2 separate regions of the Mus musculus genome follow, and region 1 is linked to region 2. Evidence: chromatin loops called from intact Hi-C (ENCODE). Cell type or tissue: gastrocnemius. All regions are shown on one strand. Each heading gives the region's core, and the rest is flanking DNA. Links, peaks and the distances in the headings are about the cores only.

The links. Hi-C counts contacts between places; a loop is a spot of excess contacts. Peaks named below come from ENCODE experiments on the same cell type or tissue, not always from the same donor. Only the 100,000 strongest peaks of a DNase experiment are listed, where the experiment ranks them.
Region 1: it touches region 2 in a loop (3-fold over the local background); 13 of 42 quality-filtered maps call a loop at or near these places.

Annotation. Positions count from the first base shown.
Region 1 is chr3:141,813,367-141,828,768 of GRCm38, forward strand. Unc5c (unc-5 netrin receptor C) reads left to right here. Exons shown (of 16, transcript NM_009472.4): 13 at 3,420-3,569; 14 at 4,665-4,829; 15 at 14,135-14,313; 16 at 15,041-15,402. The coding sequence ends at 15,206. Among named protein-coding and RNA genes, the nearest start is that of Gm15689, 140 kb to the left of the region's middle. In gastrocnemius, for the core only: no CTCF peak of the experiment used is centred there; DNase peaks (open chromatin) are centred at 6,167 and 6,447.
Region 2 is chr3:141,456,748-141,472,149 of GRCm38, forward strand. Unc5c (unc-5 netrin receptor C) reads left to right here and starts at 8,817. Exons shown (of 16, transcript NM_009472.4): 1 at 8,817-9,090. The coding sequence starts at 8,967. In gastrocnemius, for the core only: a CTCF peak has its summit at 8,821; DNase peaks (open chromatin) are centred at 4,735, 5,936, 7,032, 7,360 and 5 more places; H3K4me3 peaks cover 1,876 bases.

The DNA of each region.
Region 1 (15,402 bases), core at 2,915-10,914, 360 kb after region 2:
GTATCTTTAGTGCTTTGATTGGTAGCGCTGGTGGTGGTTGTGTTTTTACTTCATTTTTTTTGAAACAGGGTCTGAATATGTAGCTCTAGCTGTCCTGTAACACCCTATGTAGACCAGGCTGGTCTTGAACTCACAAAGGTTCATTGGCTCTGCCCTCCCTCCCAAAGCGTGCTGGGTTAAAGGTATATGCCACCACATCCATCCAGTGCTTTTGGTTCTTGTCTCCTGTAAATCATGGTCTTTTTTTTTTTTTTTTTAACAAGTTGAATATCTTAATTGTAACAGCACTAGTCACTATTTTTAAGTAAAAACCTGTGTTAAATTTGAATAATATTCTTGAGTTAATTCCTCACCCAGATATTGTTGTGAGAACAGCTGCTATCTTTAAGACAGAGAACAAGATCACACACCTCAAGCCCAGTGCCCCACTGGCTAACAAAAGACAACATCAGTACTTCTGCATTTATTAATCGCAGCTTATACCTTTGTTTTTTATATTAATGTGCTAATATGGGCTTATACTTTGAGAATAAATTAAAATAAAACAATCAGGTATTTATTGGTAGATGATACATCCTATTAGTTTACTGATAGAAATGGTCAAGAGCTCATGTTCTAGCTCTGCACAGCAGCTTATTATGAGCTTCCTGATTGATGGGGAAATGAAAGAGAGAGAGAGAGAGAGAGAAAGAGAGAGAGAGAGAAAGAGAGAGAGAGAGAGAGAGAGAGAGGAGAGAAGAGAGAAGAGAGAGAGAGAGAAAAGAGAGTATTCTTTGCCCCCACTGCTGCTAAGTGGTACTTTGTTGTTTGTTTGTTTGTTTGTTTTCTCTCTTTGAAGCCATTCTAGGCCCACTCTTCATGAGAGAAAATTCCCTAGCATGACTTCTGAGAAATTAAATACTGAGCCTTAGTCTTGGACTGACTCCAACCCAGACTTGGCTTTCAAAATTTCTTGACATCAAGGTCACGGCCAATGGACAGCTAAGATTTTGTTAGGTTGTTCATCCTGCCAAGAGAACTGATAATGATAAGGTGCTGTCTTCTGTGTTGACTGTAGGGATGGGGTGTGCATTCTGCATTGTTGGGTACAATTACCTCCCAGAATACAATGCATCTTCTTTCAGACATCCCAGGGAGATAATTTGGATGTAATGAAGATCTATAGTAATCAGATAATTACTATCGATTGCTCTTTAGATGTCTTGATGAGGTAATTAGGGCATCCTGGAAAGAAGCTAGAACTGATTGATTGGCATGACTGTAATCTCAAAGATTTCTAATTATGTTTCTTTTCTTCTAATGGCTTATAAACAAACATCATTTTAGCTTTAGAATTTGTCAGGTGCCAGGTTCTCTGGGAACACCAGCTTTCTCTATTATGCTAACTAGACACTGAACATGATCAACATAAGCTCATTATGTGTTCCTGCTGAAGCAGAAGCAACTGCCATTAACCCTCACATCTCTTCCCTGTTCCACAGGCTGACAGAAGATTCTTGTCAGTGAATGGGGTGTGCAGTGTCAGGGAGGGTGGCTATGTGTGATAGTGGGCTGGCTATATCTGTAGGTCCTACTGGGAACCCTGGAAGTCTGCTGAGGTAAGCACAGCAGACCTAGGGCTTAGTGACATGGATTCTGTGTCAGAGTGGCTAGCTGGCTGCTCAGCTCCTGTCACAAGTAATAGCTACTCATCCGCAGCCATGGAGGAGGGCAGGTCAATACTATCAGACATCTGGACCACACACTCATCTGTGCCAGAGGGATCTTGCCTCATGGTTTCCATTAGACACTAATTAGAGGACTCCCTATCTGAGACTATGTTCCCCATTATCCTAGTATTTTCTATGCCTCAAAGGGCCTTTCAGCAGTTGATGATAGAAGTTAAGAACCCAGGAAGCAGCAGTTTCACTGAGCTGTTTGCATCTTATCCATGATGTTGTTGAGCTCAGTAGTGACTAGATGGCCAGAGTGTGGTTCAGTAGTCACTCAACAAATGCAAAACACATGTTCCTCTGGGTATTTCACAATATAGATACAACTGTGTATCTAAGGATCCTGTGTGGTCCCTCTGTATTTCATACCTTGGTTGATCTTCAGTGCATGCAGATTGCCTTCTGAATGGATGCCTTTATTCTTGAATTCCTTCTTGTTTGCAGAAATATCACTGCCAAAGACAACCATATTTTGCTTTATGTTATTTATAATTATGGTTATTTTCCTGAATTCCCACTTTTAAAAGGTCATGAATTATACAATATTTTAATCATAAAAATTTTGGTAGCATGAGAGCTATACAAGGGAGGTTCATTTCATGCACTGGTATTAATAACTTACAGTAAGCTGCTGTTTGGATAATTTCAGCTGTAGTTGGAAATGCTTCATTAAGTCCCATTAAGCAGCTTGAAGAATAGAAGTGAATATAGACTTTGTCTTTCTGTAACATCTTTATACTGTAAATGAAGGGTGGATTGGGGTTTCTTCACCTAGAAATTTTTAGAGATGGGGCAGTCTCTTTTAAAATCTAATCTGGATAGGTGTTTGGTTCAGAAAATATTGTTTTCAATTGTCATTATCTGAATGCAAAGGTTTCTCTAATAGGATATATATAATAGGCTCAGTTGGTAAAGTTCTGGCCATGAAGTCCAAAAGCCTATGTTACAAAAAAATATTGAGTATGATAGCACATGCCCCTAATCCCAAAACCAGGGAAACAGAAGAGTCAACCTCTGAGATCCCCTGACTAATCTATTTGAAGACATCCAGGCTAGTCAGAACCCCTATCTCTGAACAAAGGCGATCATCAAATGAATGTCACTCAAGGTTTGCCTTTGTGTCTATGCATACACACACATACACACTCACTCACTCACTCACAAAGTTTTAGTAATTGTGACTTAGGTACTTTATACATTTCTGTACATAAATAAACGATAACAGACTGGACTAAATGTCAAAACTAATTCACATTTTTTGGTTGTTGTTTGTTGCTTTTATCAAATGTACCAAAAGAAGTCACCTTTTAATTAACAGCCCCTTTCAAATTTCAATGAAAATCTACTTCCTTATTAGTTTACCTCTATTTCTATCACTATTTTACTTGTACTCTTATCTATGCCCATTCTCAATGTAAGTCTCTTGTTCTTGCCAACTACAAAAAACAAACTGCTGAGTTTTCTCACATGTGGTGTGATGCAAATTCCACAGGCTACTTGCCAATGCAGCTTAAGACTCTACAAGATGGTCAGGATTTCATACTAAAGTCTCACTCAGCCTCACAGGTATTTGTATTCCTGGCATTAGTGAAGTATAGTACTCTATCCAACAGACAAGTGAAGAACCTTATTTACTTGATGAGAGGTCTGATGTAAATTAGGCAGGTCAATCAATAATATACCTTGTTTGGGGATGTGTCCTTGTAGGAAGTTCTACAACTGGAGAGGCAAATGGGAGGACAGCTCCTAGAAGAACCCAAGGCTCTTCATTTTAAAGGCAGCATCCACAACCTGCGCCTGTCTATTCATGACATCGCCCATTCCCTCTGGAAGAGCAAATTGCTGGCTAAGTATCAGGTGAGGCTACCAAGAGACACTCACTACTTGGAAACAGATATAAGACAGATGATTCAGATTTTATGGTCATATGTATCTCCTTCTTTGGGGACATTGCCAAAGTCTCCCATGCCAACACTTATTTCTTCAAAACAGTGTGAAGCCAGGGTTTTGAAAAAATGCCCAATAAACATACTAAATGGAATAGTTTTTAAAGTATTTTTTTTATTATTATAACTGTACTGTTATTTCAGTAAGTTAGTTTTCAACATTTACTTCATTAATAGGAACAGCCTCAAGTGCATCCCAGGGAGGAAATAGTGCACTGCTACCTGATCTGACATGCATTGGTTTTCCATTTTACTAGCTAACATAACCTGTGCACTTTGTGGAAATCAGAGTTTGGTGGCTGACACGGAATGTCAGTGAATGGCGCTGTCACTCACTGGTTCTGCTGGGTGTGGCACCAGAACCTCAACCTAAACCCCTTATTCATTCATGAATCCTTTCCTTGGCTTAATTGCCACAAGCGTATAGGATTGGCTGTGTACAGTAATTCTGACAGTGACAAGTGAGTATCTGGTATGGGCTTCGTGTCTCTCAGGCTAAGGACTGTTCAGTAAGGACCAATTTCCAACTGCAGTGAGCTTTAGCTGCCCCTGCACTGGGCAAAGGGAGGGTAAAGGTATGAAAAGATGTGGGATCATCACAACATCCTGTGACTAGCTTTGCTCTTCTCTAATAGGGCACACCAGAGATTCCTTTTAATGAGAAATGATAAGAGAATGGAAGGTTTATTTTAGGATCCTTCTAAACTCTTTAATCACCTCATTAACAATGGCTGCTTTTCTAAATGAGAGGTAGATACTCTGGTTAGGTGTGGTCTCTAGAGTTGATTCCATGGGTTCCAGTCTCAAACAATCAACTTCCTCACTGTTAGACATTAGATGTTTCTTAACCTCTCTGCATCTCTGGTTTCTTGTGTGAAGAGAGATGAGGCCATGTTTGTGCAGAAAGCAGTCATGAAGTTGGATGAGGTGGAAAACTGAAAAGCTGTAGTGTTTGGTGGGTGTACCCAGCATCTCTTGTTTATGGTTAGCACCCCATGTCTTACAGGAAATTCCATTTTACCACATCTGGAGTGGCTCTCAAAGAAACCTCCACTGCACCTTCACTCTGGAAAGACTCAGCCTAAACACAGTGGAACTGGTTTGCAAACTCTGTGTGCGGCAGGTTGAAGGAGAAGGGCAGATCTTCCAGCTCAACTGTACTGTGTCAGAGGTAAGACACTCTTAGGATCCTGGAGAATATCCTGGGAAAGAATGGTTAGGGGTGGGCAAAGCCTTTCTTGTGTAAATATCATGGAAGACGTCCCAACCTGTTCCTATGTCCTTAATGCAACTGGGAAAGGAATTGTTTTTTCCAAAATAAGTTTTCTTATGCCATCCATTTAATATTCATACTATAACTTACAAAAAGAGATCTGAGAACAAGACATGACAATAAATCCTCGTAATCCCCAACACTCCTGAGAATTACTTCAAACCCAAAACTACCTCAGCCTAAGTTGTGAGTTGTTAGGCCAGCCATGGCCACATAGTGAGACCACATTTTAACACACTACAAGAAAAACACAATTGAGATCTGAACTTCAATTGCAAGGTTTTAGTAGCATGTACATGGCACTTTCCACCAGCATTCTTCATCTGCCCACCTTTCTCTCACAGGGACTTCTGTCATTTTGTCATAATGGAATGAAGGAAAAGAGGGGTGCCTGTTACCCCACTTTGCACCCATATTGAAGGGAGAAACTTTTAGGTCTCCTTTCTTTCTCTAACCTCCAAATATTAGAGAAGATGTCCTTTACCCCAGAGTTTGGGAGATACTCCAGGAATGGAAGAAAATCTATACTCTCCATAGTGGTCATTTTTGCCTTTGTCCACTATGACTTTCACACACGCAGCTGGGCATTTTTATACATTCATATTCCAGCAGTAACAATAGTTGCTGTTATTTCAAACCTCTCTGTAAGGAAATAGGAGGTACCCATGACCTTATCTGTCCTCTTTGGATGCAAAGACTATGGTTTGAAAAGCGGTAAGCCTTCGTGTAGGAGGAACAAAGGAGTATGAATAAGCCATTTGCTCAGAAAGCTGCCCTGTGAGGCCCCTTGGAGCTCAGCTCCATGCTGCTGTGTGAGCAAGCAACAAAGCCCATGCACACTACTACAGCCAGCAGAGTATGATTTAAAACACTCTTTTTTTTGTCTTCTGCTTGGAGATGACTGCAATGTCAGTCTGTTCAGCCTGTCTTGTGCCACATGTCCTATTTAAAGATGATCTTCCTTAGCAAACAGAGGCAGAGGTGGAGGGGGGGAAGCCTGTGAGCTCATTGAAGCTCCCATCTTCTTTCCCACAGCCTGTGAGGCGCAGCGATCCTCTCCTCCTGTAGTTTCATGAGACTTTTGACTCATAAACAACTTTAGTCACAGACCTCGGTGACATTCATAAGGAATGATCTCTGTGTCAGGGTGCCATGGCAACCGCCGGGCCTTTGGATGCACAGCCCTATCTCCCAGGCACACAGCACCACCCCTGCTGGCTTCGGAGGGTGTTTTCACTTTCCTGGCCCAGCAGGTCTGCAAAGTTCAATAACCACCCAGCTCCTGTCACAACAAAGGCTGTGGAATTTTGGAGGGGGGTGAGGAGTCTGGCCCTTTGATGCGTGCTTTCTGTTCAGCATGGACATTTGCTGCTCCCTGAAAAGGTGGATCAGATGCAGCCACAAAGAAATGAGAGCCGCTCCGAGTTCTCCCCCCACCAGGGAGGGCTGCTAGCTCCTCACACAGAAAGGGCAGTTTTGCAAAGTGTGATCACAACTTAAGGACTCCTTTCTGGTGCCAACACAGAGAAAAGATGATTGCTTTTGCAACTTGGCAGTCGGCTCAGAGGCCAGCCCTGTAGTCACGCGGCAGGCATTTGCCCATGCGTGACAGACAAGCACATGAAACTCAGGATGGAAGAAATGACCAGACTGGGAAAAAACGCTGGGGATTCGGGAGCCCTCTATGGCTTGTACTTCTGGGTTCCAGCAATCCATCGCAGTGGTTATCAATTGAATGCAGGTTGGGTTCTGGAAGTGGGAGGAGGTTTCTGGTACTGGTGCTGATGCTGCAGCAATGTGAGGCTCTAAGCAGAATTGTGGGCTCTGAGGAGTCCAGTGACCCAAGTCCTCATCAAAGACTGAGAAGTGGCCCAGTATGATTCAAAAGTTGGTATAAAGAAAAGTCTTCATTTGTGGTTATTTTCTTCTGAGTTGTGCTCCTTCCATCACAAAGCAAGCTAACAGAGTCTAAGGGGTTCTAACTCCAACGTCATATCCCCAGAGAATTATCAGTCTTGTTTAGAATACATTGGTTTTTTTTCCCCCTTTTCCCACTAGTGACCTACTAAGGAAAGTCACTTACCAGTCACTTATAAAATCACGTAACTTAGGGCCTCTAGAGCCCAGGGTAGAACCTTCGCCCACCATAGGGACCAGTCTGGACCAGGCATGTATACTCAAGAGCCACCACCTGTCCTTCTGTTCCCCTTACCAGAGGCCCCTAAAAGCCTCTCGCTGAAGAAAAGAGGTTTCAGAAGGAAAAATACCTAGAAAACTAAAATGTTGCTGTGACTGGATGTCACGATGAAAATTATGGAAGATATTTCATTTTTTTGGTTTCTTTAGATAGGGGTGGGGTAAGAAATTTGTCCAAAGTGAAAATATGGTACAGAGAAGAAAGGAAAACTTGATAGGGGTGGGGTATTGCAAGCATTGCCTCTCTGATCAGTGGGATCCATTTGCCAGCTTAAGCATCACATGTCCTGTTCTCAAAATCCAAGTTAAAGCTCAGATCGAACAGATGGTTCAGAGCACTTTCTGTTCTTGCACAAGACCTGGGTATAGCTCCAGTATCCATATTGCAGATCACAACTATCTGACTTCGAGATCAGTCGGGTCTAGTGTGAGTTCTGGGATAGCCAGGGCTAAACAGAGAAACCCTGTCTCAAAAAGCCAGAAAGCAAGAAAAGAAAAGAAAGAGGGAGGAAGAGACAGAGTGACAGAGAAAGAGGAAGGAAGGAAGGAAGGAAGGAAGGAAGGAAGGAAGGAAGGAAGGAAGGAAGGAAGGAATCTTAAGATGTAGATGGGGGTTATAGCTTCCATAAACTATATGAAGAAAACTACCACCCAACTAAATTTGGGGGTTGATCACCCAGAACAGATGTTTGGTTAATGCTGAAAAATCATATGGTTAACTAAGAAAATTATAACATCAAAAACAGATGGTTCCGCTATCATAAAAGATTATTGTAATAAACATTCTGTGAAAGTAATCTCTACTTTTACCTGGAAGTAAAGGAAAAGCCGATAGAAAATGAAAATTACTACATGAAATGTGAACATAAATGTATGCGTGCATTTTCTCTGATTACCTTCAATGTATTAAAGTATGCTACCAGCCATCCAATAAGTGTAGTACAAAGTTTGTTTCATAGACTCCCAAGACATAGGCAGAGTAGCCAAGTTAGCAGTTAGGGAAATGTCCACATGCAATGGTACTGGTTCCTTACTCAACAAGACAGGGATGAGCTGAGTGTATGAGAGTTTCCTGAGACTCATATCTATTTTAAACTAGCCTTTCTTCATCCTCAGGGTTTAACCAATGAGATAAATCAAGCCCTCATTCACATTTAGTTAGAAGGAAACAAGAATTCCACTCTGCAGGTAGAATTATTTATCAGGAATGGTTTTCCTGTCTCCCCATCATAGCAAAAACTGCCTGCTCCCATTTAGGCAAACAGTGACCGTGTAGCTTCAATGTGCCATGTGAATATTACAGGGAATCTGTTGATAAAACAACAAATAAAATACTCTGCCTAAACAGAAATTAGGAGAGCAAAGTCCATTCAGTCTGCATAGGGCTGAACCTGAGGAACACTGAAGAGCTATGGCCATGTCCTGGAGTCCTGGCCGCCTCCAAGTAGGGTATCTTAGCATATATAAAGAAGGCTATTGTAGCACATGGCCTTGGGCCAAATTTTAAGGCATGTGCAGAAGATACTAAAGGAAAAGGCCTGCCAGAGGGCTTCTCCTAGAAGTGGTGGTAGGAATGAGAAGCAGGAGAGTGTGTCAGCGCTCAATCAGGGCCAGTACCACCAAGATGGCAGACTGAGAAGTCGGGGGAGCAGAGTTGTAGGGGTTCCTGACTCCATGTCAGAACTGGAGCCCAGAGTCCCACATAGCCCTAGGTGGGGGCTATGCATATCGCTCACTGAACAAAACTAGGGGCTAGACTTTTAAAGAAAAACTAAGTTCAATTCTTTTGACACTATTCCACAGTTTTCATGAGAGGGCAGTTTCTGAATGAAGCTGAATCTATGATACCAGCATTGCTTTTAAGAAAATTTGACATGCAACAGCTAAAGGCCAAAACCTATGACAAAATAGACATAAAAACTCTCAACAAAATTCTGATCAATAGGTTTCATCCTAAGCATGAAAGGATGGCTTAATACATGCAAACTAAACACCATGTATCGTATGTACAGAATGATGAATATAAATTATATGAGCATCCATGATATAGGAAAGACACAATACAATTCAACAACTATAGATGTTAAAAACCTTGAACATACTAAATATTGAAGAAGCATACATACATGAACATACATGAACATAAAATATAATGTATGGTAAACCCACAGCTTTATCATACTGAGAAGGAAAAAGCTGAAGGTAGTTTCCTTTAGGACAGGGACACATGTATAAGTATCCACCCTCATATCTCTTACTAAGAATAATACAAATATACAGAGCAATTGACAAGAGAAAGACAAGACAGACAAATTGGAAAGAAAAAAATTAAAGTCTCTCTTTATGCACATGGTATGATCTATCCATAGAAAAATAGATCCTAAAGAATATAATAATTGATTATTCCAAAGTCACATACAAAGTCAACTTTCAAAAGTCATTAGCTTATTTACATATCAAAGATGAATTGTTGAGAGAACTCATGACTACAATGGTGTTTACAGTAGGGCAGAGAAGGAAAATATACCTTGGAAAACCTTAATAGAGGCAGAAAAATTCCACAATTAAAAGTAAAAACCACTCATGAAAAATATTGAATAGCACACACACACATACAAGACGGGAAAGAAACCCCCATGTCCACGAATTACAAAACTTAATGATTTAAAATGTCTATATTACCCAGAGTCATCCTCAGGTCCAATGCACACCTAAAATTCATAAGGATTAAATTATATTTCTTAAAAAATAAATACCTAGGACAGTCTTGGGTGAAATAAGTAAAGCAGGGGTCATCACAATACCTGATCCTGATTCTAATACTCACTGTGGAGCCATATCATCCCAAACAATGCAGATGCACACAGTCAGTCATGCTGCATCCCAGAAATAAATGTATGTATGGACATCAACGGAGTTTTCAATGGAGGCACCAACACTGCACACTGGACTGAGGACAGCTTCCTTAACGTATGATGATGGGGAAAATCAACACATGCAGAACACTGAGACACAGTCCTCCTCACCTAACACACAAAAGCAAACCTGAATCTTGGAAACGACTGAAGAAAAAAAGCACAATAGAAACAACTCAAAACCTTGTTAAAGGTAACAATTTTCTGGATAGGAAAACCAAACCTCAGGAGATAGAGAAAAAAATTGACAGCTACGATCACCTCAAATTACAAAGCTTTTGCACAGCAAAGGAAATGATCAGTACATGGGGAGAGAACTATGGGATGGGAGAAAACACATCATAGCCTTAAATGTGACTGGTTCTTATCCAGAAAACAGAAAGAACTAAAAGAAAAAAAATTAATTTAACTTTTAAAATGAGAAAATTATGACAGAGGCCCTTCTCCAAAGAATATGAATGGCCAACATACATAGGAAAAATTGCTCAGTTAGCCATCAGGGAGTACAAATCAAAGCCACCATGTGATGTCATTCACCCCAGTTAGTAGGGCTGCGATCAAAGTGACAAACAATAAATGCTAATGAGCATGTGGCCAACAGGGACTCTCACATGGTTGATGAGAATGTGAATTAGTACAGTTGTTATAAAGGTACCTAAAAATACTAAAAATAGTCCACTGTATGATCCAACTATCCCACTTCTAAGTATATAGCCAGAGGAAATTGAACTAGCATGCTTAGTTAAACATGCCTATGTGCCCTCATATTTTGCAGCAAAATTCGCAATAGTTAAGTCACAGATTCAGCCTGGCCACCCTCTAAAAAATGAATATGCTGTGTAGAACAATGGAGCATTACTTAGACATAGAGAATAATGGACTCCTGTAATTTGCCATGAAATAGCTAGTACTGGGTGGAAGTCATTATGTTAGGTAAAATAAGCCAAACCGCTCCAGGGGAACTGGTTAGTTCATATTGTTGTTCCACCTATAGGGTTGCAGATCCCTTTAGCTCCTTGGGTACTTTCTCTAGCTCCTCCATTGGGGGCCCTGCATATGTATCAGAAGATGGCCTAGTCGGCCATCATTGGGAAGAGAGACCCCTTGGTCTTGCAAACTTTATATGCCTCAGTACAGGGGAACGCCAGGGCCAAGAAGTGGAGTGGGTGGGTAGGGGGGTGAGGGGGTATGGGGGAGTTTTGGGATAGCATTTGAAATGTAAATGAAGAAAAAAAACCTAATTTAAAAAAATGTTTGGGAAAAAAAATAAGCCAAACAACAGAAGAGCAAATCCCTATGTGTATGTGTCCCTTTTTCCCTCTCAAACAAAGAACAGCAATAAGACACTGACCTGAAAGTAGCATACTAAGATATGGAGACTGGAAAGATAGGGGTTAAAGAAAAGAGCAACGGGATTCAGTCATCTCACCTTTTATGCTTGTATGAAGTCAGAACATTAACCACAAACAGTTAATTACATGTTAAAAGATTAGGGTTGGGGAGATGGCTCGATTGATAACATTGAAGAACCTGATTTTGATCTCTGGAACCCATATAAAAAAATAAAAGTAAAAACATTAGACATGGTACAACATGCAATAATAATCCCAGTACTTTGTGGGGGTAGGGGGGAGACTGAGGAATGCCTGGGGCTTCCTGTACTCAACAGAGAGACAGCCTAGCCTTCTAGATGAGATCAGGACTCTAAAGAGCTATAGTACCTGAGGAATGATACTCACAGTTGTCCTCTGGCTTCTAAACGATGGCACAGATGCACATGCATGTGCAGCTATGAAAGCACACACACACACACACACACACACACACACACACACATACACACACACACGTTCAAAATTGTAAGATTAGAATGTCATGGAGAAAGGATATTTAAAACTCCCCTGAATGAATAAATGAATGAGTGAATGAATGGTAGAGAGAGTCAGGGAAGAGTGATGCGCAAGGTGAGCCATGTGGGAAGACAGGCTGGCAGGAGTGTAGGAGGGAGAACAGGCAAGCAGCAGGAAGATACTGTGGCCAACCATGATAAGGAAACTCTTTGGGGATGAGAGTCCATGCTTCAGGAGGCAGTTCCTCCCTCTGCAGACTTTGACCTCCACTCCCATCCAAGGACAATCAAGGTGGGGAGATACGTGAGGGGATGGTAAGTTTTCCTTCTGGACTTAAGGAATAGTCACAATAAGGAGTAAGAGAACTTGAACCTGGGTGAAGTCACTAAACTGTTAGTGATAGTGTAGAACTTTACTGCTCCCCCACAACAATGCAGTCATGAATATTGCTGTGCCCAATATAAGCACTGCAACTCTTGAGTCCTAACATTGCCAACATAGTCCACTAGGAAGCATTGATGTGAGTCCCTAAATGAATCACTGCTTGGGCTTTTGAAGCCCTGTGACCCTGGAGGTTATGGACTCTTGCTTTTTGGCAGAGCTCTGTGCCTGAGGGGAAAGAACTGCAGGTTCTGAGTCTAATCGGAGCTCCCTAATCCTGCTGGATGCTTCCGAGCGGCAGCCCACAGTCTAGCCATGGAACCAGAGCTAAGATACAAGAGCCAGCACCATCTCTTTGCCAAGCTATTGCTTCTGAGCCCTGATACTTTGATCAAAGCCAAGACTATTGTATATATATTCTTTACTTTCAAAAACAATAACAATAAACAAACAAACAAACTCCAGAAAAACAATTTTCTCTCACATGTCCCCCAGCTCCTCAATGGGTCTCATCCAGAGGGATGATAGAAGTTGAAAATCACCATTGGCCACTGATCCCCAAAACGCAGACCACCCTGTGGGTCACATTTGGGAGCCAGCCAGCTGAGACACCCCACCTGCCCCTCAAAGCTCCTGCAATCCCAAGTCTGCAGAGACCTCAGAATCAGGGCAGGACATGAGGGCTCTAACAGCAGGGGCAATAACCCCCTAAGCTCAGCATTTAGAAGGACATCACAGACTTCAGGATGACCTGGGCTCTGTGCCTAGTGTCTCCTCCAGCACCCCAAGGCGTTACCTGCCTTAAAAAAGAGGTGACATTCAAAGCAGATCGAGAAGATTTCTTGTTATTGCTTTAATGGTTCCCAGGCAACGTTTCCTCTTGCTTTCAGACCAGCAGAAGTGATCAGAAAATGATTAGAGTTTCTCTTGCAGATGAAATTTAGATTTTTGCATTTGTGCTGCTTTATGAGCTGAAACTATTTTAAGAGCCAATTTATAGTTTTCTCTACTAAAATCGGATTAAAAAAAAATAAGCAAGGAGGTTCAGCAATTAGAGGATACCATTAGTGGCTTGCCCTAAGGCAATACTCTGTGTTTACTACTTTTTTTTAAGTTTGCCTTAATTTGATCTATCTTAGCATCGCCCCATTTTATCAAGCAAGAGATGGAGGGAACTACCTTCACAGGGCTAGCTGAGGTCTCCTATGTGTTCACAGAGAGGATGCCTTTACAGTTAGATGGCTTCTAGAAGATCTTATTTCTCTCAGATGTATTTATTCCTTCAGGAAGAAGTTCCCTTTTGAGCATTTCCAACATCTAAACCTTTGAGAACATAGACATTCCCTCTCTTCTCCATTCCCAAAGCAACCATTCTCAGTCTGTGGGCTGAGACCATGGGAAAAACACGTATTTCTGGTGATCTTAGGAATTCCCAACCATAAATTTATTTATGTTGTTACTTTCATATCTGTAATTTTGATACTGAGAAGTCTCTCAGTTCCTGAGGCCAGTAGGAGTTTATGTTTTCCAGTGGTCATGATCCACAGGTTGAGAACTGCGATCTTGGAGTGTCTCATTAGGGAAGCCATTGTGGAATCTTACTAGAGCTTTCTGCCCTGCCCAGTCCTGACCTAGGAACTCTGAACATGGGCTATACAAAACTATCTCCCTCTACCTCTACTAACCCACTACTTCCAGGCCAGGAAGAGACTGTCCTTCTTGAAGAGAAGAGAACCTGTACTCTTTGTATCCATCTCAAGTTGGATACAGAGAATATCCAACTGAGAGTCAAGTATTATGCTGACTGAATCAACAGCGATTACACTTGCCTTCTGAAAAGAAAGTTGTGTCGTTCCTACAGGAACCTACTGGCATCGACTTACCTCTCCTGGACCCTGCTAGTACCATCACCACTGTCACCGGACCAAGTGCTTTCAGCATTCCTCTCCCTATCCGGCAGAAGCTATGCAGCAGCCTGGATGCCCCTCAAACAAGAGGCCATGACTGGAGGATGCTGGCCCATAAACTCAACCTGGACAGGTGAGTGTGTCCAGGCTTCTAGACCTACTGTTTTCATTTAGCAGAGATTCCAGGACTGAAAGGAATGATATAGAAAGTGGCACTTTTCTCTTCCCACTACACATCTGTTTATATTTTCATTCTGACTGTGAGCTTCCAAACAATTCCAAGAGAATTCCTGGGATATATGACATTTATCAGTGTCAAGATTTGTGATAGACTTTACCTAGCTCATGTGCTAAGAGCTCCTAAATATGATGTCTATTCACTAAAGTAATTATTGTTCATCCATCGCCAGTTGAACAAGACGTAATGCATGATGAATAATTTACATGCTCACACAAGCACTTGTATTAAGTTATAAAGAGACCCTGAGAGCCTCTGCTTCGTAGAAAATATCTGTCACCTCCAAGGAAGAGATGTGGTATGACCTGTCAAAGATCATCAGAGTCCAGACTGGACAGAAAACATAAGCCTCTTGATTTCCTGTTTAGGACAAAACCCACAGACACGTTGTCTCTTAAATTATCCTATTCAGAGTTGAGGTTAACAAAGTTAAACAGCACATGTCCTGTCTGGAGCTGATCTAATTAGGAACCGAGCAATCATTAAGTGGAGTTCACTAGGATCCACGGTAGGACTGAAATGCTTCAAGACAGACAGGTTTAGTGCCAACGCAGAGAAGATAATACTGTAAATAGACCTGTAAATCACACCTCTAAGCATATTTTCCCATTCTTGATTGCAGGTACTTGAATTACTTTGCCACCAAATCGAGCCCAACTGGCGTAATCCTGGATCTTTGGGAAGCACAGAACTTCCCAGATGGAAACCTGAGCATGCTGGCAGCCGTCCTGGAAGAAATGGGAAGACATGAGACAGTGGTGTCCTTGGCAGCAGAAGGACAGTATTGACCACACTGGAACTAAAGCTGAAGGACACAATTACACAGGGAGTCTGTGTTCAGGGGAACCACATCTGAGGAGGAAATCCAGATAGGACCAAGGCGCTCTACAGGCAAGATGGCAACAGGAAACTTGGGGGACAGATATAACCACCAAGGTACACGCCCACTTCATTCGGACAGCACCACCGCGGGAGTTAAGAAAA
Region 2 (15,402 bases), core at 3,861-11,860:
TTACCACTTTTTCCCTGTCTTCCTCGAGTGATGATGAAGTAAAAACTATTAAAAATCTAGTGACTTGGTTTCAACTCTGTCTTAGGTTACTGGTTTCCTGGATAACACACACACACACACACACACACACACACAGAGAGAGAGAGAGAGAGAGAGAGAGAGAGAGCTTTTATATTTACAATATAACTTAAGGAGCACAGTTGCTGGGCATCTGCCTGTCCTCCATACTGCTAGAATCTACCTTCCTAATGATTGCTCTGAATTATTACCTATTAGGTTTCATCTTGGCTGCTCTTAGCTCCAACTGGGCAGTCCTCAGGGCTATGCTCTCCTCTCTCTTAATCCATGGCCACAGTCCTCTCTCTTCTCCTGCATGTTCTTCCTTTTTCATAGTAACTTCTTCCTCCTCCTTCCCTCCTCATGGTCCTCTCTCCCCAAGCCTAGAAAAGCTCAACACCACCTATGTCTCTTCTGCCCAGATATTAGCTGTTGGCATCTTTATTTACCAATCACAATTAACTAGGACAGGGTAACTCAGTGTCTTACATGTGGATTCTCTCCTCTTTAGGGTACCCAGTCCTGGGGTCTCCAAATTAACATTAGGACACAAGCACCATTAGGGTAATCCACTACAGATGTTGTACCCACATGCCTCACTGAACTTCTCAGTCACTCTCACTGGTGTACCCACTGCCCCAGTTTTCTGTTAATCCATTGCCACTGCTATAAAGAGTAGCATCTGGTTTATCTTGAGTTTAGTCATGTACATAGTGTCTTGTGAGGAGCAATATAGCCACCGATGGCAGCAGGCTTCACTAAGCATAACTCCAAATCCAAAGACTGAAGTGCTTTAAATTCTTGGCCATAGGTATTGGGTCTGATGCAATTGCCTTTGGCTGACCTTGTCTCATCTCTGAGGATGCCAGCAGGAGGCAGCAAACCTCAGGATCCTGCCCTCAAGTCTTGCCATGTTTCTCCATCACTGGATCTTGTGGCTGCCTACAGAATACCACCTACAGAATATACAAATCACATAGGTACATAGTTAGACCAGGAGAGCCATAGCGCACTGAAGCAAATGCCTGCTTTCATTGGATGAACCAAGTGAGGCAAGGACATCTTCTCACACACATTTGCAGTGGGTGAGACTACAGAAACAAAAGCAAGTGGGTGTGTGATAGTTTGATATTCTTGTTGCTGTGATAGAATAATGACTAAAACAACTTGAGGGACAAACTAATTTATTTGGCTTAAAATTCTATGTCATGGTCCATCATTAAATGATCCCAAAGCAGTAACTCAAGACAGGAAATGAAACAGAGACCACGGAGAAATGCTCTTTAGCAGTTTGCTCAGCCAGCTTTCTCACAGTCTAGGATCACCTGTCCAGTGGTGGCACTACACATAGTGTTTTGGGCCCTCACACCCAAAATGACCTGCAAGTACACCCAGGGGCTAATCCAATAGAGGCAATGCTTCAATTGAAGGTGACTCTAGCTTATGCCAAGCTAACAAAAACTAACCAGCGCAGAGCTTCTAGGTGATTCTATTACTTAAGGGAAAGAATAAAGGAGTAGAAATACAACTGATTACATTGTGTGTTCTGCAGCTGATTTTCTAAGGGCTGGTTTTGCTTATGATAGACTCTGGGAAAGCAGATATAAAACAACAAGAAATTGTTTAAATGTGGTTCTAGGATGCTAATATGATGGGTTTTGCAAGACAGGTCATTCTGGGAGTTGTGAGAGGCATAGCAGAGAAAGTGGAGGCATGCCAATTACTCAGAAATTACTAGATCAGTTGGAGCTTGCAGTTATGTGTGTTTGTAAGGTGGTGAGTGTGGGAGAGGTCTTACAGTAGGCAGTAGAAACATCACCTGGTTCGTAATTATCAAGTGGCACAGAGAGAATAGAGAGTCTAATAGTCGAATGTTTACTCCACAGTAGGATTATGCTTCTACAGAAAGCTGCAATCACTGTTCGTCAGGTGATTAATCAAGTGAAGTAAATTAGATAATACAGGCATATCATACAATGTCTCATACACATTACGGAAAATCTGTGTCTGCGGTTAAAATTCACAGAAAATGTACATATTTGTAAATTATTGGTTTCCTATGACAAAGACACTAATCTTGAAAGTCATAGCAATTTCTGAAAAAGGAGCAGTTATTACATACACAATGAGACAAACCTAGTTTTACTGATCACGAACATTCTCGCTATTTCATTAAGTGCCTTATTTATTCCGTCTGTGTAGTAAGAAATGACAGCATTGTTCATAAACTTTTCTCTAAGTTACACATCGTATTTGATTATATTTCTGTTGAACTTTTAATAGGTTTTTCCATACACCAGTCACAACATCATGTTCATGAGTAGAAATTATACCAGCTTTTGGTTATTACTGCATTTCTTCTTAATTATTTTCTTCTTTCCCTGTTTTGTATATTTCAAGATTTCTTTTCAGTTATGTGTCCATAATTATGTTCGAAAGTATTTGTTGAAGTCCGTGGAGCTGGGATTATGTGAGCCATTCAATATGGATGCTGGGACACCCATCCTTTTTACTCAGTCAAGAACAGAACTACTTCTATCTGCCTTCGTATCTCCAAGTAACCGCTAGTGTCCTACATCCCCTAGTGTTCTTTCTGTGCCTTTCCTTTGCACCTCTATCCCATTGCCCAGCACAGCCAGCTGTTCTAGCCAGCATTCACGATGCTATTCCCCACCTGTATGTACTGCTTTAATGGGGGCCACTGGGCAAACTGTCAGGACAAGACAACAAAGCTGCTTTGGCTGTGGGTTTCCATAAAAGCTGTTTAGAATTAACCTATGGTTTCTGCACCCCAGAGACCCGCTCCTTCTTCCAGCAGGGAATGCAGACATGATTCCCAGAGCAGTAACAGCCATCAGCATCTGTGAGAACAAAGGCCACACATTATGAGTACCAAGAGCCAAGTCATTTAGAACAACTGGACTGAGTTTCCAGAGCCTCCTCGCCCTGCCCACTCCCAGACTTCTCGCTGTTAGAGATAAATACTCATTGTTGAAACCTTGAGCATTGCTAGTACAAGTGCTTCTGTCTCACTTGCAGTTGTTTTTCTATTATTCCCCCAGTGATGTTTCCTGAGACCCTATAGCCCCACATGCTATATTTATTTAGAATTGTTTTTCCCTCTAGATTGTCTATTAGTTTATCATTAGTTACTGCATAGTTACTATTACCCATAGTATTCTTCAGGAGTCTTAGACTGGAGCTTCACTATAATAGGGCAATGTGGTGGTATTCTAAATTGAATTGAATTTGCACTCAATTCTTTCTCCTATGGTAGAGGAGAAAGCAATGTATAAGGGGCCAGTGTTGTTCGCTTCTAAAGCAATGCGACTTTGGGTACAGTGTTAAGCTATGGGATAAAACTCTGCCTGAGGACCAATTATGTAACACAAAGTACAAAGCAGAGTTCCGCCATGTTGGTGGGAATTCCTCCAATGTTTTGTATTAATCTTTCTTTACTTCATTGAGATTGCTTCAAGGAAAGCCCTCTCCCCAATTTCAGTCCATGTTTCTAGCTACCAAAATGAGTACTTAACACAAGGCACACAGTTCAATATAAGTTTAATCCTTTGGTCAGAGTGATTGAAGGACTGGTCAAAACCAAGTGGTCATGGCCCAAGTTTGGTCAAGGGACTACTTTCTGGATTTTGTTGGCCACATGAGAATAGGGTTATGTTTTATGCTAATATTGATAATGGTAAAAACACTGTAAGTCAGAGCTTCCAAGGCTTGCAGTACAACCACAAGTCTCTTTATGAAGCCAAAACATAAGTAAGTTTTTAGGTGTAAAACATGACTGCGGAAATCATTCTGGCACTAAGAAATATCAACTGTGCTTCTTGGACAGGCTGTTTTCTTCTGAGTAAAAATAATATATCATAGGTTTCTATATGACCCTCAAAATTCATGTGTTGGAGCTGTGTTCCCTCCACACTGCAATAGAATTGAGTCATGGGTGTCTTCTAAGAGGTAACTGAGTCTTGGTACACTATCCTCATAAATTCATTAAGTTATCATGGGAGTAGATGTGTGTGTGTGTGTGTGTGTGTGTGTGTGTGTGAATGGATGAATGGCCCATCTACACTTGCTCTATCAAACCATCTTGTTTTTTTTTTGTTTTGTTTTTTGTTTTTTTTTTTAACCAGTTCATTAGATGACTTGGCAAGAAGGAACCCTCCATTGCCCACACCTCCGTCTTAGATTGTCCAACTATCTTCACAATTATGAGGAGATGCATTTGTGTATTTTATATATAACCATTTTCAGTATTTTGTTACAGCAGTATTAATGAAGTAAGACAATAGTGGTACTTCAATTCAATATCCAGTGTGTGAGCTAAGCAAGATAGTCCACAAAGAACTTAGTATCCTCACTTAGTATCCACATAGCAATCAGTTCATAAATGTTAGCTATTAGCAACACAGCGTTTATCTCCGCCCAGGACTATTCTGTTAGGTAGAGTGATGAATTATCACTTCTTATTAAAGGTTGTTTAAGTCAGGTTGTTTTCCTTTGCTAATAGTCTTTTTTTTTTAATATAGGTAACAGGAAGTGCAAAGTTTCAGAGAGTGCATGTTTATGAGAGACTAAGTCTCTTTCTCTGGGATGAGGGAGAGAACTGTGATTGAACCAGCTGATTCTGGACCATCTGGCCTCCCTTGCGTGAGTTCTACCAGTCATGTTATAGCCGAGGTCTCCACACCCATCCCCCATCCTACTCAGAGTTTTCCTGTCATCCTACACATTTGGTAAAATCCTGCTTCTATGCAGCTAGTTAATAATATCCTCACTACAGAGAATTGTTTTTAGATATCCATTAAGATATAAAAAAAAATGTGAATAACCAAACATAAGGACAGAGATAAAAATGAGAGGAAATATTTCTGTGTTGAAAATAGATGCTCAGTTCATTTTATTTAAGCCTTGCACTGGAAACTTTTTCCATAGTGGTTTAGAGTAAATACTATTATTACTGAGAAGCCCACATGCTAAATAGCATACTTTTCTTGGTGTAGATTTCTGGAGGGATATGCAGGGGATTTGCATGCTTAATTCCCATTAGCACCTGTCACTGGGATTTATTATCCCACAGTTAATTCTCCACTTACCGGAGCCAAGAAATAGGCAGCCCTGGTGTATGGATTGAAACGAAGCTTTTTATTTTTCCAAAAGTGAGATGCTTTTCATGTTGGTTCCTTAAACACCTGCGTTATTTTAAGCCTGAAAGGTCACATTCAGATACACTTTGGGTTCAGATTTATTCACACTTGATTTTTATTCAACAGTTAGAAAAGCCTACACATCATTTGAAATTGCACAGGGTGCTATTCAGGTCTTGGCTCAGTTTTCAAATCCACTGCTTCATATTCCTTATTCAATACCCAAAGAATACTTACTATGTGCTAGGCTGTGCTCTATAGTTTGGGCAGAGAGTGCTAAGCACGATAGGGAAAATGCCCTCTCCTTGAGATGCATACATTCTATTGGCAAGCACTTATTTGTGAGTGCACATACGCATGTAGATGTATAAAATAAGCACTCAGATAAGTGGGCAGATATGTAAAGTGAGCACTCGTTGGGAAATCCAAGCAGGTGAAAGGAATGGAGGGTCCCGGGAATTAGTCAGAGTCCTCTCTAGACAGAGATGTATGTGCCCAGATCTCTGCGTCTGAGCAAACTGTACTAAGCAGCCTCAAAAACACTGCGTTATTGTTTTCATGGAGATGAAACTGTGACAGTCAGTGACACTAGACACAATGCTGATACAAAGGCAGTGTGTAGCTGCCAGAGGCATTGCTGGAGCTGCGCTGCTCACAGGTGCTTTTAGGGCCCCTGCCCCTATACTCTCTTCTTTCCTCTTCATAGCCACACATCTTTCTCAAACCATGCTCCTGCCCTCTTTAGGCTGAATCTCAGCATTGAACTACTTTCCTTTGCCTTATCGCTGACTGGTGCTTTTAAGGCACTAATTTCATGCGGTATCGACTGCTGAGGGCTTCAAAGATCCAAGCAAGACGATGTGATCATTTTAACCTTCCTCATCTGTCCTAGACGTTGAAGATTCCTCCCAGGTGAACCTTTTTGTCAACCAGCCAACCAATCCTGACTGAATACCAAGCACGGATAAGGTTTTGTGTTAACAGTGTGGGTTGGAAAGATCTGCAAGGCAGGGTGTCTGCTTTAAATGAGTTAAATCCTAATTAGGAAAAACAGCCAAAAGACGGGTATAACTAATAACTGCCCAATTCTACAACTTTATGGTTGTTGTTGTTTGAGACAGGTTCTCTCTTCATAGCCCTGACCATTTTGGAGTCCCCAAGCTGGCTTTAAACTTACAGTGATTCTCCTGCTTCTGCCTCCTGAGTTCTGGGGTGACAAGCATAGCCCACCACACCTAACACTTCACAACTTTGCAGTCTTGTTTACATAACACTAACTCTGCACAGAGATTTCTCTGACAGACTTCAAGCTCTTATTCTTCTTTTGGGAAAATTATAGAGAAAACCACTAGATTTAACCATAGTCTCTTCATGATATTGACAGGTTATTAGCACCATCCCCCCATGGTAGCCATTGTCTTCATAAAACCATTTACATTCTGAGGACAAGTAACATAAACGTTAGAAATTGCCATTTCACAGAAGTCACACTTGGATGTGTGTAAGAGTTAATGACTACAATTTTGAGAACATAGATATAAACAAATTCTTGAACTTAACTGAGGAAGGTACTGTTGAACTGAGGTAGCAAAAAAGGCTGAGTGTCTTCTAGATCAGAACAACAGTCATCAATGACAATGCCGGGCATTTTACCTATAGTTAATACTTTCTAACCTCAGGAAACCTTATATCTCATTGCTTCTAATAAACCCACTTTACAGATCAGGAAGTGGAGACACCTGGCCTTTTGAGCCATGCCATCCAGCTAGTAAATCACTGTGGATTGATCCGCCCATCTGGCATCAGCACCTGACTACCCACATTTCCTGATGTGCCCATGTGGGGAGGTTGAAGAAAATTAAGCGATTTTAAAGTGGCAGGCAAAGTCTCCATGGAAATAAAAAGAAGCTAATTCTGTCAATGTCTCTCCCAAGAGTGACCTTCCCAAGTCTATGAAATCCATCCAAGGCATACATAACGGGTAGAGGTTTCAATGGTGCTTGGCAGGCAGAATCACAAGGCATTAGAATTAGAATATTTCGAAGAGAGGTAAAAAAAAAAAAAAAGAATCATGACATGCAAAAGTTACCTGACCTGCTCACCCGGACAGTTCTGACCACAGCTCAAATTAGACTTGAAATCAGCCATTTTCTCCACCCGCCCCACACTTTCTAAACTCTTCTGTGTATTTACATATGGCTCCTTTTGCACTTGAAACTGAACCTTTACGTGATAAAATTATTCATTTTAAATGCACAAACATCGGGGATTTTTCACACTATCTTGTGGAGCTTAGCTGGTGTGTTCAGACATTCGCCTTCCTTTTGTCTAGGCTGGGCTTGTTTTACCCACTCCTCCTCACACTCCTCCTTCATCCTTTTATCACGAATTCACAACCTAACTACTCCCCAAAATGTCTTTCTGTACTGAAGCAGATTTAGTCCTCTCTCCTCGCTCTTAAGAATTTGGAGACTAAGTTATAGGTTCCAACATCAAGTTGAGCATCTGCAAATTTTGTTCTTTTTTTTTTTTTTTTGGGGGGGGGGGGGTTCTCTTGGTTTTGCCGCGGCACTCTTTAAATGTTCAATCTCAGCAGCCACCAAGATGAACAAGCAAAAAAAAAAAAAAAAAAAAATCAGTACCGAGGGAGTTTCCATTGATTTCCAGTTTTTGTTCCACCACAAATAGGTCACCGGCTCGCAGAGCATAAAACAGCCTGACTGGCGCTGACAACCCAAAGATAGTGGGCTGAGCCACTACAAATGCTTCTTGCCTTCTTTCCCATCTATGCGAACAAGTTCCAGCCCGCCTCCGGCTCAATCAAGCGCAACTCCCTAAATCCTAGAGCGAGAGCAGTCCTGGGGCATCTGGCTTAGGCTTGGCCGGCTCAGGGACACTGCCAGGCGGTGGGCTGAGCTCCGCTGGACACCGCCAAGTGGCCTGAGGCGTGCCCGCAGCGCTTGCGGAGCAGGAGTCTGGCGCCAGGCGGGGAGACTGTGCTGCCCCTGGCCGCAGTTGCCTCTGCCCCCAGGTGTCCCTTGTCAGCGCCGGAGCGAGTGAGCAAGTGAGCAAGTGAACCCAGTGGACTCCACCTTCCGCGCGAGGCGTGGATTTCGCTCCATCCTCGCTTACATAAGGCGGGCGAGCGCGCTCCCGCCGCCGCTTCCCCCCGCGCGGAGTGGGGCCGCGCCCTCCACGCCTCCTCTGCGAGCGCCACCCAGGACCCCCGCTCGCCCCACTCCTGGAGGCGACAGTCGCTGGACCGTCGGCGGGCGGGCGGCAGCCCGGGAGTCTCTCCGGCACAGAAGCGCAAGGATCAGAGCGGGGAGCGCCTCGCTGGCTCGCCACTCCTCCCGCTCTTGCCACCTCCCCATCCCCGGCGCCTGTGCGATCCGAGCGGGCGCGGGGACCCGAGAGCAGCGCCCGCTCGGCTGGCGGCGGAGCTGCGGGAGCTGTGGTGGTGGCCGCGCTACACCTCCCAGCACTTCCCGAGTGGGGGCAGAGCATTAGCAGCCGGGAGACGTCAGTGGCTAGGCGCAGTGGACGAGGGACCTTCAAACTCCTCCTCGGAGGCTCCTCTCCACCCCCTTTGGCCCCTGCCCTTGGAGAAAGTGGAGTGTGGCGCTCAGGCTGCTGTTATTTCTCAGGACTGCCTGGCGGTGGCCGGATCCAGCCTCCTGCCTGGCTGGGCTTTCGGCTGTTTGCGCGTCTCCTGGTGGCGTTTCCCTTCCCCGTACACCTCTGCCGACGATGAGGAAAGGTCTGAGGGCGACAGCGGCCCGCTGCGGACTGGGACTAGGATACTTGCTGCAGATGCTTGTGTTACCTGCCCTGGCCCTGCTAAGCGCCAGTGGCACCGGCTCCGCCGCTCAAGGTAAGAGGGTCTTCAGGGCGCGGCAGTCACCTCCCTTTGCTTCTGTCTTCCCTCTCTTCTACCTCTATTTGTCCCCGGCGCTCCTTGATTCCTCACCTGCCTAGTTGCCCCCAATGGAAACCACTTTAAATCCCACTTTCCCAACTAGTTAAGAAACCAGATTTTCAGTCTTAGCTCTGGATCTGGGTAAGGATGGACCCGGGGTGTGTTAAGTGTAGCTGCTGTCTCGGTGCCTGTGGGATCCTGGAGTGTCTTTTGCACTTTCAGACCCACAGACGCACGGTTTTGAATATTGTGTAGCCGGGGGTTTCCAGAGGCACTGATAGTGGCGTTGTGGTATGTGCCCCAATATGTGTAGTGTGCCGAGGCTTCTCGCTGTGCGCGATGGCTGCGCTTGCAGGGTTTTCTTCCACCTCCGCTAAGGAAATATGTCCATTACCGCCAAGGACCCATAGGCGCTGGTGCCCCTAGACTGCTGATGGGGCGCTATGGAGATGCTCAATTCGCCCAGAAAGGACAGGCTCCGGGTGTGCCTGCTTCTCCACTCACAACCTCTTCGTGTCCCGCTCCGGACAGGCGATCCTTGAAAAACTTCAAAACCACAGCTCTAGTGGGTGACTCTAGCTGTTCGAACCAAATCTGCAACTCTCTGGGGGAAAGGACGCTGCTAACCAGTTTATAACTGACATTTTAATGCGTGTAAGCCTCGAAGTGTGTGGCACTCTGAGCAAAGCCGGAGTAGGAGGACAGTGGTCCAGAGTTGGGAATGTCTTGTACGGGTAGAGGGAAGACACCTAGACTGAGGTTCATCTTGGAGGCTTCTTTCTTGTTCATTGAGTTTTAGAGGGAGGTGCAGCTCCCAGACTTATTCAAACCAGTTCCCACCCAGATCCTTCTTTGCCATTTTAAAGATTTATTTATTTATTTATTTATTTATTTATTTATTTATTTATTGTCTATAGCCAGAAGGCAACACAGCTTTGCCTGGAGAGAGAGGCAACAATTCAGAACCAGCTCAGAGACCTTCCCTTTTCTACACACACACACACACACACACACACACACACACACTTCTTTGTGAATTTGGAGAGTTTGGGGGGAGGAGCAGCAACCCTCCTTCCATGATGCTCACAGACTGGTTTATTCCAACTGCAGCCTGCATTTCCTAAAATCTACAGGCACTGATGCAGGGAGGTGGGTGCTGAAAGAAAGCCCAGAGGCCAGGCAAGCCTGGTCCTCATGAGGAGGTATGCGATGAGCAAGGCAGTGTGAATCTGAGATAGCTACTTAGGGAGTAAATTGCTCCTGCTACACTGCTAAGTGGCCATGCTCATAAATCCTGCCTTCCTTTCTGGACAGACGCTTCCTACCCTTGTGGGTCAGCTCTGGTTTGCTTATGCACACATCCAGAGCACCTCTGACCATGTTCAAGGGAATCCGTGCTAGAAAGCCTAGAGTTCTTGAAAGTGGTGAGAAGTTTTCAGGACTCTAGCCAGAAATGCTTCCAGGAGGATCTTAGGAAGCCAACGTGGACAACGATCTTAGGAAGCCTAAGGGTTCTGGAATCAGCTGTATGAGTCCTGCTGGAATTCGGTGTCATTTTTCTGTGCACAAAGGACTAAGCCACTGGGGGGTGAGGGGAAGGGTTTGGGAAAAGGAAAAGTTAAAAGTCCCCAAAGATGCAAAAAGGAGGCAGGATCCCTGTGGAGAGCTTACAACAGCCAAATTAAAAAGACTGGGTAGGAGAAGGATCGATGAAGATAATCAAACAGGGGACTGTAAGTGGATTAATATTGAAAGAAGGGAGCAGAGACTAAGCGGGAAGGAGCTGGGGATACGTTCTGCCTCCTGCACTTTCTCTTGGTCTACACCAGACAAGGCAAAGGTTGAGGATTAATTCTGATCTTCAGCAGGGGAAGAAAAGAAGGTTTAGGGGGTGTACGCCATTCTGGTGTGGATTTTCTCCATTTGCTCTCGATCAGGGAGAATAACTCCCCCCCCCTTCAAATCACATGGTCTGAGATGCAGGACTCTCACTTTTATCTTTGTTATCCTCCATGTTCCAGAGCACCAGCTCTTCCTGTGTTATCTGTGAGACATCAAAGGGAGTGTAGAGCACAGAAATCTGCTATCAGCTACTGTCCCTGTGGCTGCTACTCATTAGCCAGGCCTGTTTACTACTGACCTGCTGTTAACACTCTATTCTCAGCCAGTCACTGTAGGACAGTCTGGTGGGCAGGCTCCCATTCCCTTCAGTATCTCCTTTCTGTCCAATTTACACTCGAGCTTCCACACATACCCCAAAGGTACCATTTGCTTGTTCTGCTGCATTAATGACTCCAGTGGACAGTACTTTTCATGAATGGAAGTACATATGCAACTAGAATGCAAGACATTCATGAAGTACTTTACAATGTGATGAAGGTTTCGAACCTGTTGGAGCAGTGCTGAGAAAATGAGAAGCTTTCGAAAAAAAAAAGTAGATCTCGAGTTGAAATCAGCCCAGGGGAGGAGAAAAACCAACCACAACATGGTTGTAGAAGCACAGAGCGAGTATTATTTATGAGTGAGGGAGTTTTGCAACTGTGGATTAAAGACAGACAGCAGTCATGTTAAACAGGTCCTTGGGAAATTCTCTGAGCTGTAGGCAACAACTTTCCCCCTCTCTACCCCTGCTCTAATTGGTTCATTGAGTATTGCTGGGAAACCTTTTCTCCAGGGAATTCTCAGGGCTCCTGACTTCCAAGAATGAAAGATTTTTACTAGGAAAGGCAAGGGGTGTGTGTGTGTGTGTGTGTGTGTGTGTGTGTGTGTGAGTGAATTTTTGCCTCCTTTTACGTCACAATGTCTCTCTTATCTGCCACCACTAATATTATGTGTGCTAACACCTCCAAGTTTAGACCAGAAAATTATTAATATCTATTCAGAGATAATTCCCTTATTGCATAAATTTAGTGTTTTTAAGACAAGTAACACATTTCTTTCCACAGGAGAGGAAAGTACTTTCATAGCTTTATGCATGTTGGTGTTTCACAAATTGACAGTCTGTTTTGATAATAGCCAAATTTGATGGCTACTCTCTCATATATGGCTCAGCTGGGAGACAAATTCATGTATTCACTATGGAGATTTACAATAAAGAAAAATAGACAAGTTGGCCTTTGTTAGGCAAGTAATTCTGTATTCTAATTTAGAGACTGATTAAAAGTCTTCAGAGAACAAACTTTGCAAGCACATGGCTAAAAATAAATGCTGGATCGTGGCAGAGTGTGTTGGTTTATACCTGTAAGACTCCCACTTAAGTAGGCTAAGACATGAGGAATGTAAGGTCAAAGCCAGCCTGTGTAACAAAGCCAGATCCTGTCAGTAAAACAAAGAAATCATTACATTATAATTAACATCAGAGTTAAGTGGGGAAGAATCATTTAAAGTATCCATCTTTGTACCCTGGGATAGGTCATCATGAGAATCCATGCAAATATATTGGAAACAATTCCCCTAAGGAGATGAGAGCATCCTGGGAGCTGTACTAGGCTAACCTTCTTTGTGTATGTAGTGTAATTGTTGAGATTTAAATATAACCGTCCCCTTATGTGTCCCTTTTATTAGCATGAAAAGGGAGAGTGTGCTCCATTAGGCCTTAACTGCACATAGCACTTTTATGACTTAGGTCATGGCTTTGCTGGAGCAGCAGAGGGAGCCACTCTAAGAAGAAACACAATCACTGGGGGCTGTAGTCATTTCTGGAAGATGGTGTGGATAGAAGCTGAGTCTAGACTCCGGCCTTGAAGTTTTAGCCTAGATCCCTTTTACTTGACCTTTGCATCTGTGCAACTTAAAAACCAATCTGTTCTCATTTCCTGCAAACTACATTTTTGAGCTTATTTGAACAGAGTGTGTACGAGAAGTAGTATGCCAGAGGGAACAAGTCCCAGACTGTTTGCTGCTTGTTGGAGAGTTAGACTTGAATAAACTTTATCATCGGGATAGATCTACCAGCATATTAATTTCTGAACTGTAACCCTGTATACAGATATGTTCCTTGTGTCAAGGTGGCCAGGATTATCCCATGAGTGGTAGTGGTAATGGAGACAGTTCCAAAAATTTTGTACATAGAAGATTAATGGTATTTTATACATACAAGATTAATTGGTTGGAAGTAGTAAGGAAGGGACACTTGGAAGTTGAACTAGTCCAGGCACATACTCTCATTCATTCATTCATCCCACCATCTCTCATGCTGGCTGTGAACTCATGAGCCACCTACCCACCTTGGCCCCTACCCCCATTTGTTTCTGGGATTACAACTGTGTACCCCCATGCCCATGATGGAAGTGGGCTTTTCTTGAAGTTAAATTTGCATTTCAAAAGTATTACTTATATTCAGATGCAACCCACCCCCACCCCCAGCCTGAAATCTGGCAGGAAGAGAACATCAGGGGTAGAGCCTGCCACCCTATCGTTCTGCCACTCCCACTGCTGCTGCCTGCCGCCTAGCTGTTCTGGAGCTATCATGTGGTCACCTGAAACTGGACTCCAAGGATGATTTGGTGGGAATGGGCCCCTTCTCCTTCTTCATAACCCGGTGTCTCGGAATAGTAAAATCGAACCTTGATCAGACTGATGTCTTGGTTCCGTTCTTTCCCGAGTCACCTAGTTCCCTCTTCTCTTCCAGATTCCAAGATGCCTCCCGGGCTAGAACCCAGACATGTGGGCCGCTGGCCGGCCTCAACATTCAGATACCTCCCCTACTTTGGTAATGGGGATTGAATCTAGGTACCTGTACATGTTATGATAGCAAGTGCTATGCTATGACTCTATGGCCCCATGCCTACTACTTAGAGTCAGTGGCTATTTTGTCTGGCTTTGGGGAGGTACAAGCTAATAACAGTGAATACCATGTGCCTGTTTTAGTTAGCACAATGCATCATAATTCCTCGGACACATCCTAGCTATATGACTGTGATATGCCAAGTTATTTGACTATTCTGTACCTCAATTTCCCCACATGTAAAATGAGAAAAATATATACCATAGGTCATACTAAGGCTAAATTAGTGTATGTAAACCATCTACAGTGATAGGTAGTTCACAAAAAAAATTATTATTCCTTGACTTCCAACTTTGTAAAACACTGGCAAAAAGTGAGTCAAATTCACCAGGCCTTAAATAGATCCACACTCTATTTGAATTTTCACATTTAATTGCTTGTGATTGTAGTGAACATATAAAATAATCACTGATATTTCTTTGCATGTTACTTTCTGACCAACTTTTAAGACAAACTGAAGACTTTGAGAGGCCTTAATGTTTACTTTTACTTAGAGTTAAAACAAAGGTATTTTTTCCTGAAAATCTGTGATTCTGACTTAAATTATTGATAGTTAAGTTCTTTACACAAGCCCAAGACACTTAATCTACTCTGTTCTTTCTCATCCTTCCTCTCGATTTTATCACAGTCTCTGGCTCCCTCTGAATCAACAGCTGCTTGAACCTACTATGGACTTGCTTTTGGATTTCTAGCACTTACTTGTAAATATTATTTCTCCTACTGTGAAAGAGGACTCCACGAGTCTGAGACCTTATATAGAGAGTGTCTTTCAAGAATATTTTTAATAGAAACTTAGTATTGGTTTTGCACTACTTGATTAAAGTACATTTTCAGTTGCAATTTTGAAATGCTAATGTTTTCTTGTTTGTAATTCTTAAAATAATATTGTAGCCTATAGCTTCTCCTGATGCAAGTACTTTGTATTGAAATTTACACAAGTTTTAATAAAAATTATTTAGTGCAAATACTTCTGCAAAGTCACAGAGTTAGAAGGACTGAGTATATTCCTACTCTCAGTTAGCTTGGATGTGTCAAAACTCCTCTTTCTGAAAATCTTTAAGGTATGTTGGAAATTATTATACTTTTTCTAAGGAAAGTATTCGAAGATGATAAGATATAAGTTGAAAATTCATTGAAATGTTTGACTTGCATTTGAAATGCTTGCTTTCTCTCATTCTGAGCACTGTTGCTTCCACAGAAATAAACAATGAAATGTTGAAGTATGAAAAAGAATGGAGTAGATATTAAACAGATCTGTTCTTCTCCACATAGTGCTGAAATCCTGTGACATCAATTAAAGTGAAGTTATAATTTAGGAAGTGAGCTACAGCTTTGGAAGTGCCTAACATGCAGATATTTGTCCTTACATCAGTATTAGCACCTTTTATTAACAAAGAACAGTAACTCAAAAGAGCTTTGTGTTGCAGAGTGAAGCAAAACATATGAAAACTCCCATGTTGGGGAATATCCTCCTTTAATTA